Regions from separate parts of the Homo sapiens genome. Here all the other regions are linked to region 3. The links are chromatin contacts, found by Hi-C or POLR2A ChIA-PET in ENCODE. All regions are on one chromosome and are shown on one strand. The core of a region is the stretch at or near the end of the contact, and the rest is flanking DNA. Distances in the headings are between cores, read along the strand shown. Region 1 has its middle 28 kb from the start of JDP2-AS1. Region 2 holds the start of LINC01220 (long intergenic non-protein coding RNA 1220). Region 3 has its middle 46 kb from the start of LINC01220.

Evidence for each region. A loop is a pair of places that touch in the nucleus more often than their neighbours do. ChIA-PET counts read pairs that join two places held with the same protein, here RNA polymerase II (POLR2A). Pooled maps may share reads with other maps.
Region 1: a map of heart right ventricle shows a loop between it and region 3 (9-fold over the local background). The contact joins two enhancer-like sites. A Hi-C loop is called at or near these places in 9 of 168 maps with a recorded cell type or tissue (Right ventricle myocardium inferior, gastrocnemius medialis, heart left ventricle and 3 more) and 10 of 50 pooled maps. POLR2A ChIA-PET finds 5 or more read pairs at or near these places in 4 of 52 experiments (GM12878, OCI-LY7, Panc1 and 1 more).
Region 2: a pooled map shows a loop between it and region 3 (3-fold over the local background). The contact joins the promoter of LINC01220 here to the enhancer-like site in region 3. A Hi-C loop is called at or near these places in 2 of 168 maps with a recorded cell type or tissue (endothelial cell of hepatic sinusoid and naive thymus-derived CD4-positive, alpha-beta T cell), 2 of 37 single-sample maps with no recorded cell type and 4 of 50 pooled maps. POLR2A ChIA-PET finds 5 or more read pairs at or near these places in 5 of 52 experiments (CD4-positive, alpha-beta T cell, CD4-positive, alpha-beta memory T cell, HEK293T and 2 more).

The regions. Positions count from the first base shown.
Region 1 is chr14:75,398,142-75,401,291 of GRCh38, reverse strand. No RefSeq gene overlaps it. Among named protein-coding and RNA genes, the nearest start is that of JDP2-AS1, 28 kb to the left of the region's middle. Within about 2 kb of position 1,316, at least 25 of the 41 ENCODE cell types and tissues checked have a DNase peak (open chromatin) inside an H3K27ac peak, as active enhancers do; they include gastrocnemius medialis, heart right ventricle and psoas muscle, where a contact is called at or near this core.
Region 2 is chr14:75,292,519-75,295,997 of GRCh38, reverse strand. LINC01220 (long intergenic non-protein coding RNA 1220) reads right to left here and starts at 1,594. Exons shown (of 3, transcript NR_038421.1): 1 at 1,457-1,594; 2 at 1,261-1,321. RefSeq lists a silencer at 1,357-1,816 and an enhancer at 1,887-2,026.
Region 3 is chr14:75,339,215-75,342,497 of GRCh38, reverse strand. No RefSeq gene overlaps it. Among named protein-coding and RNA genes, the nearest start is that of LINC01220, 46 kb to the right of the region's middle. Within about 2 kb of position 1,302, at least 18 of the 41 ENCODE cell types and tissues checked have a DNase peak (open chromatin) inside an H3K27ac peak, as active enhancers do; they include gastrocnemius medialis, heart right ventricle and psoas muscle, where a contact is called at or near this core.

The sequences.
Region 1 (3,150 bases), core at 67-2,566, 59 kb before region 3:
TCAGGAGTTTGAGACCAGCCTGGCCAACATGGCAAAACCCCATCTCTACTAAAAATACAGAAATTATCTGGGCGTGGTGGCATGCGCCTGTAGTCCCAGCTACTCAGGAGGCTGAGGCAGGAGAATCACTTGAACCTGGGAGGCGGAAGTTGCAATGAGATGAGATCATGCTGCTGCACTCCAGCCTGGGTGACAGAGTGAGACTCCATCTCAAAAAAACAAAAACAAAAAAGAACAAGGAGGAAGGGCTTTGGAAAGTTGGTAAAAGGTTAATCTATTTGCCCTCCATGCCACTTAGCCCCTGACCATCCCAAAACACAGAAGTCAACATCCTTGGGATGAATTATGAGCAGAGGGAGAAATTCCAGGGCAGGGGAGCAGACATCAGGAAAACTGAGATCCTTCTTCTGAAAGGACATAAAAAGTTAATATTTTTGTAAATTGGAACCCAAGCATTTCAGGCCTGGTGGGATGATAAGGGGTTAAAGCTTCCACGGAGCAAACCTAAAGTAGCTTGGAAGGGTGTGGCCCCCAATTTGATTTATTTTAGAAGCATGGAAAGCCAATGAATGTGCTTCTGGCCACAAGACAGGACAGGTGAGAAAAAAGAAAGGAAAGAGGCCTGGTTTGTGTTTCCTGGAAAGGGAGTGTCGTTACAGCTCTCCTGGGGAGCACACACACGCCTCTCGTAAATGTATATGAGCCCTGATTAGTTGGCTCCTGCTCACCACCCTAGCATGTTCCCAGTGGCTGGCTCCCTGGCGTTCTGGCACTCAGGGCTGCCAACACCTGCCAACAACAAGGAAGCTGGGTATTGGGGCTGCAGCTTTTGGAAGCTGCTTATGAAACAGATGACTAAGCCCTGGGGGCAGGGGGAGGGTGCAGCTCATGCCTAGCTCAGCGAGAACTCAATCCAAGTCAGCCTTGACCCGGTGCCAACCATGTGCCAGGCTAGTCCCTGGGGATGTGAAGATGACGAGGCATGGTCCCTGCTCCAAAGGACCAGGCATGCCCATAAAGAATTGTAATCAGAGGCATGAATCTGCAGAAGAGGAGAATACAGGGTTTGGCAGTGGACATGATTTCCCAGGGGGACAGTGATAGAGGCAAAAGAAGGGGGAAGGGGAGTTTCTCCATTCATGTAGTCAGGCTAAGAGTTTTAGCCTCTTCCTAAAGCACACACCCTCTTCCTCATGCCCTCTTAATCCAGTTAGTCTGGCTTCTGTCACCCAAGTGGCTCTCAGACTCTTTCCTCTTCTCCTGTCTTGGCTCAGGTCCTCATTTCTGGCTTTGGCCCAGGCTCTTTGCACTCAGCACTGCAGACAACTTCCTACAATTCAGGTCCAGTGGGCTTGCCCCCCTCCTTGAAGCTGTCTATTGTTTCCCATTGCCCCAGAATAAAAGCTAAGCCCCAAGGTCCTTCACATTGCAGCCCCAAGCTGCCTAAAGCCGAGGGCTCAAGGAGGCTTCAGTGTAGGTTTGACTCAATAGCACCACAATGTCATCAAAACCCCTTCTTCTTCTTGGTGTTTTCCTCTCTGCCCTCCATGGTGTTGTCTTCATGCTCAGGCAGGCTTTTCTCATGGTGAGAAAACGGCTGCCACAATTCCTGTTTTCACACCTATGCTCCATGCTGTATAGAAGGAGAAAGGGAGAGAGCTTCTTTCCCTGAACCTGCCAGCAAAGTCTTCTCCAGTCTCTCAGGTCAGAATTGGGTCATTTGCCCATCTGCAGGCAAGAAGGGATTTTGCTGATTAGTCTATACTGGGGCTATTTACCCCAAGCCTAGGCCAGGGTGGAGTCGACTTCCTCCAAAAAATATGGGAAGTGTAGGGAGGGTGGATACCCCAAGGAAAATGGGGTAGTTACTGAGAGAGAATGGATGCTGAAGAGGCCACCCTTCCAGCATCTCCTCCCGACAAGCCCCACCCAGCTACTTCTTTTTCCCAAACACGTCATGTTCTTTGGTGTCTCCCAAGCCTTTGCACATGCCTTCCCTTCACCTGGGATGGCTTTTCATTCCTCTTGCTCAGTGAATGCCTACTCATTTCTCAAATGCTTGCCCATCACTTTCCCTATTCTTTAGATACTGCAGTCAACTTAAGGACAGGTTCTTATTCACTCCTAGCATAATGCAATACCTGGCAAAAAGTAGGTGCTCAATAAATGTTTATCAAGTTAATGAACACTGCTGATGAGACAATAGCAAATCCCAAGTTCACAACAAAGAGCTAGTATGTCTTCAAAATCTCTTCCCAACATCTAAAATGTAACAAATATAAGTAGAATTGTAGTGTATAAAGCTAGGATGGGTTCAGGTAAAGAAATGTTGAGGGGCCAGAGTTTGTCCAAGCATCTCTAGCATCATCCCAGAAAAAGGGCTCCCTCCCAGGCTGGCAGGAATGTTTTAGTTCTCCTGGCAGGTTTGTAGGTCCTGAAATGGAAAGGGACCTATCAGGCTCTCATAGTCCGATCCATTAATCTTCTAACCATTTAGACTAGCCTACTGGGAAGAGATTGAAATGGTCAGCCAACTCAGGCACTCTCATCTGGCTGACAATTATAGTCTTACTGTTCTTGAATAACTTGGCCTTCTGGTTTACCAGAGAATCTGCATTTCATTAGCATGGTTTGGTCTCTGAGACCAACACTATCAGTTGCTTCCTCGCTATTTTCTTCCTTAGTCACAGAATCCCTGAATTTTAGCCAGCGACTTGGTCACCTAGAACACAGAGTACATTTCTCAGCCTCCCTTGCAGCTAGATAGGGCCATATGACTAAATCCCGACAAATGGATGTAAATAAAAGTAATATGTGTGTAACTTTTTGGAAGTGCCATGAAAAGGTGGTAGTGTGTCCTTCTTCCCTTTTCCTTTTCTGCAGGCTGGAAGGTGGTCGCACTGGCTGGAGCTGGAGCAGTCATCTTGGACTGTTGTGGAATTTGGAAATATAGCCCATGCATGGTGGACCAACAGATAGAAGGAACTTGGGTTAAATATTGCACAAAGAGCCATATCAGTAGCCCTCAAGACCTACCTAAGCATTTACATAAGAGAAATGCATTTCTCTCTCTCTCTCTCTCTTTTTTTTTTTTTTTTTTTTTTAGAGATGACGTCTCGCTTGTCTCTTAAAGTTGGGCAACATAACAAG
Region 2 (3,479 bases), core at 345-2,844, 47 kb after region 3:
CATGAAAAGACTTCCAAACAGCAGAAAAGGGTTAGGGCTACTCCTGCCTCCTGCTGTAATCTTGGCTGAGAAAAGTTTAATGCAAGGCTTGGGTAACTATGAAAAGTGACCAACTGCTAGACTAAGACTGGTTTCAGAACAGCCGACTCCTGTTCCCTGGACAGGGGTGACCATTCCAGCTGCTCTAAGGAGGAATGCTTGAGGCTTTAGGAAGTACACAATTCTTGGCCATCCCCCCCAGGCCCTGGTGTCATGGTGTGGGCTGCGTGTGGCAGCAGACGTGACAATGGCGTTCTTTAAGAGCCCTGAAGTCAATATTTAGCCTAAATGTACAACCCACCAGCTGAGCCAGGCAACAGGGTTCTGAAGCACAGGAAATTAGAAGCACCTAGGCGATGTGGAACACTATTTGAAGCTAGATATCCTGACTTTTATCAGTTTCTAACTAGCTGTGCAAGTTTGGATGGTCGAACCAACTTCTCTGAGCTTTAATTTCCCTGTTGGCGAAATAGGTTAAATTAGATTAAAAGTCTCCGATGTGACTTCCAGCTCTGAAACTCTGGAAAACACACACTCCTTCAGCCAGAGGAACTGGGGAATCTAGGGGGCAGGGATGGGGGTGGGAGGATGGTGACAGGCGTCTTGAAGGATTAACCCCACGCTTCTCCTCGCAATTGCAATCGGCTCCCCAGCAGCGGCCACTGCGGCACTGCCTGCCCCACCCCCGCCCTCTGGGCCCGGCGGTACACACCCACGGCTCCCTCAGAGACTTCTGGAATCTCGCTGGATTTCTCCCAGGAATGCTTATTGCCCTTTAGATCTGCAAATCGCTTTACATCAGCAACCCTGCCGCGCGATTATTAATCATCTCAATATTCTCCCCCATCCCCTACCCTCCCCCTCGCCCGGCCTGGAAGAGGAATTGCAGGGGTCCGGATTTATGAAGGTGATTCGTATTATTCATTCAATAATCAGTTAACTAAAGTTCATTAAGCGCCTAATAGGAGCAAGGTGCAGAGACACACAAATCCAATCACCACAGGGGGCAGAACTGTAGGGGGTCGATGCTCAAAGAACTTCACTGATATTCCAGTTATGTCCTGGGGAGGGGGTGGTTAGAGGGTGATGGAAAAGCTCCCCTCACAAGCCTGATGACAGTGCTGCAACCATTATGGACCACCCCCACGGTTCGTTTTATCATGCCAGGAAAAGGAAAATGGCCTTCCCAAGGTCACTTATCCCCCGAGGGGCAACACTGACCCCAGAACCGCCGTCTTCAAAGCTTTCCACTGTGCCATGAAGGAAAATTTTGAGTTGAAGCCTATAAAATACAGCGTTGGGCGAGAGATGGCATGATTTCCGGGCACAGAGTGAGAAAATCGTGATCCCAGATCACCCACCCACAACAAACGAGACCGCCCCAAATCTTGACTGCAGCTACAACCAGCAGACGCACAGGAATGCTGGAAACAGCTCATTCATCCATCGCGGCGCCCTCTCTCTGGGCCCCCAGCGCCCCTGCCCTTGCCTCCGCCTGGGTGGGTCCCGGGACAGGAGGCGGGGGTCTCGTGGCTCGGAGCCTTCGCCCAGCATTCCAGGGGCGGGGCAGGGACCGGGGGCGGGGCGCGGCGGGAGTCCCGCCCACAGCCTACCCCGGGCCGGCGGCGCAGTGGCTGAGCCAAATATGGGCAGAGCGGAAGCGGCGGGCCGGCGTCACGGCGCCGGGTGGGGGCCGCGCTGCGGGGCGGTGACGGGAGTCGCTGACGGCGCCTACGTGTCACCGTGGAAACCAAACAGTAAACAGAGGACTCGCGAGCTCCTGGCACCGTCTGGCCCTGCGACCTGCCCTGGAGCAAAGGGCCGGAAGCTGGGAAGGGCCAGGAGAAACCTTGGCCTGGCCGACGAGGACAGGGGCGCGGCAAGGGTGTAGAGAGGGCGGTGGAGGGGACGCTGAGAGAGCACTCCCAAACGTCCCTCCCTGAGGTCCCTGGAAGCCGGCTCTCCCTCTGCCCACGGGCCAGCAGGGGCTGGTCAGGAGCGGAAGGAGGCCCTCCTGTCCCTTCTTTTTCTTTTCCTTTGTTTTTTTTTTTTTTTTTTTTTTTTTTTTTGAGATGGAGTCACGCTCTATCGCCCAGGCTGGAGTGCACTGGCGCGATCTCTGCTCACTGCAACCTCTGCCTCCCGGTTCAAGCGATTCTCCCGCCCCAGGCTCCCAAGTAGCTGGAACTACAGGCGCGCGCCACCGTACCCGGCTAATTTTTTACATTTTTAGTAGAGACAGGATTTCACCACGTTGGCCAGGTTGGTCTCCAACTCCTGACCTCAGGTGATCCGCCCGCCTCGGCCTCCCAAAGTGCTGGGATTACCGCGCCCGGCCTCTCCTGTCCCTTCTGAGGGCCTCCGTGCCTGCAAGGTTGTTGCGGATACTGATTTTGCTTTGTTTTTCCTTTCTAATGGCTAAGAGTTCAGGCATTGAAGCCACACTGCCTGGACTCTAATTCCAGCGCTGCCACTCCAGTTGGATGATCTTGAGCAGACCTCTGCGCCCCAGACTATATTATTATCTACAAAAATAAGGATAATAGCAGGACCTACCTTTAAGAGTAGATGAGGACTTTTAAAATGAGTGTGTGTGTGTGTGTGTGTGTGTGTGTGTGTGTGTGTGTTTGGAACAGTGTCAAGCATGTTGTGAGCCCCAAGTTAGTGTTAAGTGTTTATTTTTATTCCCAGGCAGCACAAGAGAAACTTACGTAGTATTAGTAGTGCATCTCCTAAATCTACTACTGACGTAATGTTTTTTTTCTCGAGTCTTCTTTAGATTTAAAATAAAAGGGGGCCGGGCGCTGTGGCCCACGCCTGTAATCCCAGCACTTTGGGAGGCCAAGGCAGGAGGATCACTTGAACCTAGGAGTTCTAGACCAGCCTGGGCAACATAAGGAGACCCCGACTCTACAAAAATAAAAAAAAATAGCTGGGCATGGTGGTGCACACCTGTGATCCCAGCTACTTGGGAGGCTGAGGTGGGAAGATCTTGGGCCAGGGCAGTCAAGGCTGCAGTGAGCCTTGATTGCAGTCACTGCACTCCAGCCTGAGTGACAGGGAGACCCTCTCTCAAAAATAAATAAGCAAAAGGAATTATCTATTTTAAAGATAATATTCAAATCTAGTAAAAATATTTAGTTATTAACTAAAATGTGCATTTGTCAAATAAAAACATGGCAAAACACTGTATCACACTGCTTCGCAATTTTAAATTTTAAACACGAAAACTCCAAATGGTTACATGGAACAGAAGCAACTCAAATTCAGTCTTCACAGTCATTGTGTTATCTCTGTTTTTTAAGTAATTTTTTAAAATGAAGCGTACATATTACATTATTCAAACTCAATAGTAATCCCAGCAACTGTTTAGGACTTAAAACAACCAAAGATTTTTTCAGGAAGAAGTACTTTGTCACTGACAACATTAGAATTGCCAG
Region 3 (3,283 bases), core at 53-2,552:
ATCTGCTATTGTAGTCTGGGAGAAAAGAGAAGAGGCTGAGCAGCAAGACCAGATGGCCATGGAAAATTCCTAGTACTCGGGGTTCCTGGTATTCTGGAAGTTTTTCCTAGTCTGAGTAGGGATTCTGGCTGGGCGCAGTGGCTCACACCTGCTATTCCAACACTTTGGGAGGCTGAGATGGGGGGATCGCTTGAGACCAAGGGTTCAAGAACAGCCTGGGCAATATAGTGAGACCTTGTCTCTACAAAAAAATTTAAAAATTAGCTGAGTGTAGTGACCTGACCCTTGCACCTGAAGCCCCAGCTACTCAGGAGGCTGAGGCAGGAGGATCACTTGAACCCAGGAGGCAGAGGTTGCACTGAGCCGAGATGGCACCACTACACTCCAGCCTGGGTGACAGAGTGAAACCTTGTCTTAAACTGAATTAATTTAATTTAAAAGGGATTCTCCCATTCATCCCAAAGGTGACTCTTAGTTGACTGGAAGGTTTCACTAAATAAATATAGAATTGCTTTATGTCTCCTAAAGACTTTCTTGGCACCAGACATTAAAGATTTTAAAAACACTCAACTCTCTCTCCCAACATGAGGCTGCCTCTGACTCTACATACCAAGTTCCTCTCCTTCAGGTTCCTCTTGTTGGCTTCTGACTCAGCTAATTTTCCCCTTCTTTAGGCCTCTTGAAGACTTTTCTCAGCTCCCCAAACCCTGCTTCTGCATAAATGCCTAAATCATATTTTCCCCTGTAGTGCTCAGTCACTTCCCAGTAAAACTTGACCATGAGTCTGTGAGGTCTGGGGGTCTGGAGCTGGTGCTGTGGCTGAGCTTCAGCCTTCATAAATATCTTTCTCTTTTGCCTGATCCTGAATTCTAGGGAAAATCTTTCCTCCCTGTTTCTCACTCTCTACTCTAGCTGGCTCCAGACTATGCCAAGGGATTCCCCAATCAGCAAATTGGGCTACTTGTCCAAACTTTATGGCCTCCTTTAAGGGTGCCACTGAAGACAAAGATAACAGGATCATGGGGATCCCCTGACCTCCTAATGTGGAAGCCTGTGCATGCTGGGTTTATTTCTATGTGATCACCAAAGATATTCCACAGAAATCCTCCCCAATCACCCTGCTTGTCATTCATTCATCAAAAGTTTATTCCCTGCAGAAATTGCTTTGGACTGAAACCCTATAGGAGGGTAGGTTCGGGATGGCTTGCCAGGGCCTCTCATAGACAGACTTTCATAGACAAGTCCTTGCCAACAGCTTAAGGGGAAACGAGGTCCCAGGAGGCCCCCGGCTGTCTGATCATGTGACCTTCCTGGCTCCGTTACAAGGACGTCCTGTTCCTCTTGGAGTGATGGCTCTACTGAGGAAGTGACTGTGTCATATCTGGGACAGGAAAAAAGCTATTTCAAGTCCTGAAGTAATCACTCGGTTAGGTAGTGCGGTCTCTTCAGAAACTGCCTGGACAGTGGAGAAAGACCAGTCCTGAGGGAAGGTAAATGGAAGCCCGTGTCACTAGGGCAAAGGAGGACCCACTAGAAGAAGAATGGCAGGGGTTGTCATGTCAGTCCTCCATTTGTGATACATTTCTGGCCGGTCATGAAGAAATGGCATGGGGGAACAATACACATGACCCCCAAACCAAGACGCAGAGGTCTCTCCACATATCTGGGTAAGCAGGAATGAATGAGAACATCCTCACATTCATGGCCTCCTTGGGTTTTAAAAGTACATTGAGAAACAGGATGGTACCTAATGGCCCATGAAGGTCTCTCCTCGGCTGGCTGGCTTTCCCCATGTGCAACAAGAGATTTAGGAGATTCGTTTGTATATTTCCATCAAGAATTCTGGGAATCAGACCTGAAACTTACTATTTCCTTATCACTTGGGTAGACTGGGGAAAATAATGGTTATATTCAGAAAGCTCATGGACCCACACATACTGATCAGTCAATGGTTCCTTAACACTTAACTAGTGTTAAGGAAACAAGAGAAAGGGAGAAGACCTTTATCCTGAAAATATCACCTATGTCTTCAGGGCCAAGCCATTTACCTGGGCCTGCCTAGCATACTGTAGGTGTTCATCATGTACTTTTTGGGTGAGTGGGTTCGTGTTTATGTCTAGAATGTTTGCATCCTTCTACATTCTCAATTTCCTCAAGAACAGAAGCCATGTATCTGCTTGAGTCCCAGAGTAGTAGAAAGAATCCTGGGCCTGGATGTGCTTCTCATCAATCAGTTGAACATGTTCATCTTTATTTGCCTGATAAATTAAAAAATAGGAGAGAGGCAATCAAAGGCAGAACGGTGGCAAGTCTTACTACAAGTCTATAGGGCTCTTTGTTTACCTCTAGGAAACCCTGGCTTCATCCAAGCAATCTCTCTCCATTATTATGCAAAATCAAGAAAATAATAATAGTAACATTCCTGCCAGAAATTCCAGGGCAACGCTGTTTTAGGCATCTAGGTTGGAGATGGCAGATATTTGGCATGCTTGCAACTACCTGATATTCCGTGTTCCTGACAGACATCGTGAATCAATCATTCTAATCATCACTAATCACTAATCATCACTATTCTGCTGACCCTCAGAGTCTTTCTCAACATTGCATTCCAGGCAGCCACTACCAATCAACTAGAAATCACACATGCAAAGGATGTTATCTCTGCTGTAGTCCATGATGGCATGTGATACTTTCATATCCTAAACCAATCTGAAAATTCTCACAAATACTCTTGATAATAAGTATCACTGCAATTACAGAATTACAGATCTGAAAGAGACCTTAGAAATCATCAGCTTTAATCCAAAATGCAAGATGAGCCTGGAGCATCTCGTATGGCAGATAGGACACTGAAGTCCACAGAGGGTAACCAACTCGCCCTAATTCAGAGTGTTAGTTAATGTCATTAGCAGTCCCTTACATCTGTATAGTGCTTTAGAGATGACAGTGTACTTTTAACTGAAGGACCTCATATGATTCTTTATTCATTCATCCAATAAATATTTATTGAATTCCTACTGTGTTCTATGTACTATGCTGGAGGTTAGGAAACCAGCAGTTAGAAGGAAGAAAGAAAAGAAAAAAAAGCTTTGATTCCTGTCTTACAGTTAAGCAAGGAGCCTTAAAATAACTCCATGACCTGAACAGGATAGACACTACTATCCTCAGCTTTGCAGATGCTAGAGGGTGACAATTAAGAGAGGACATGACACGCTTAAAAACGGCAGCTCTGGAATTCACAACATCCCTCAAGTCGCCACTTTTAGATGAGATCATTACTGTT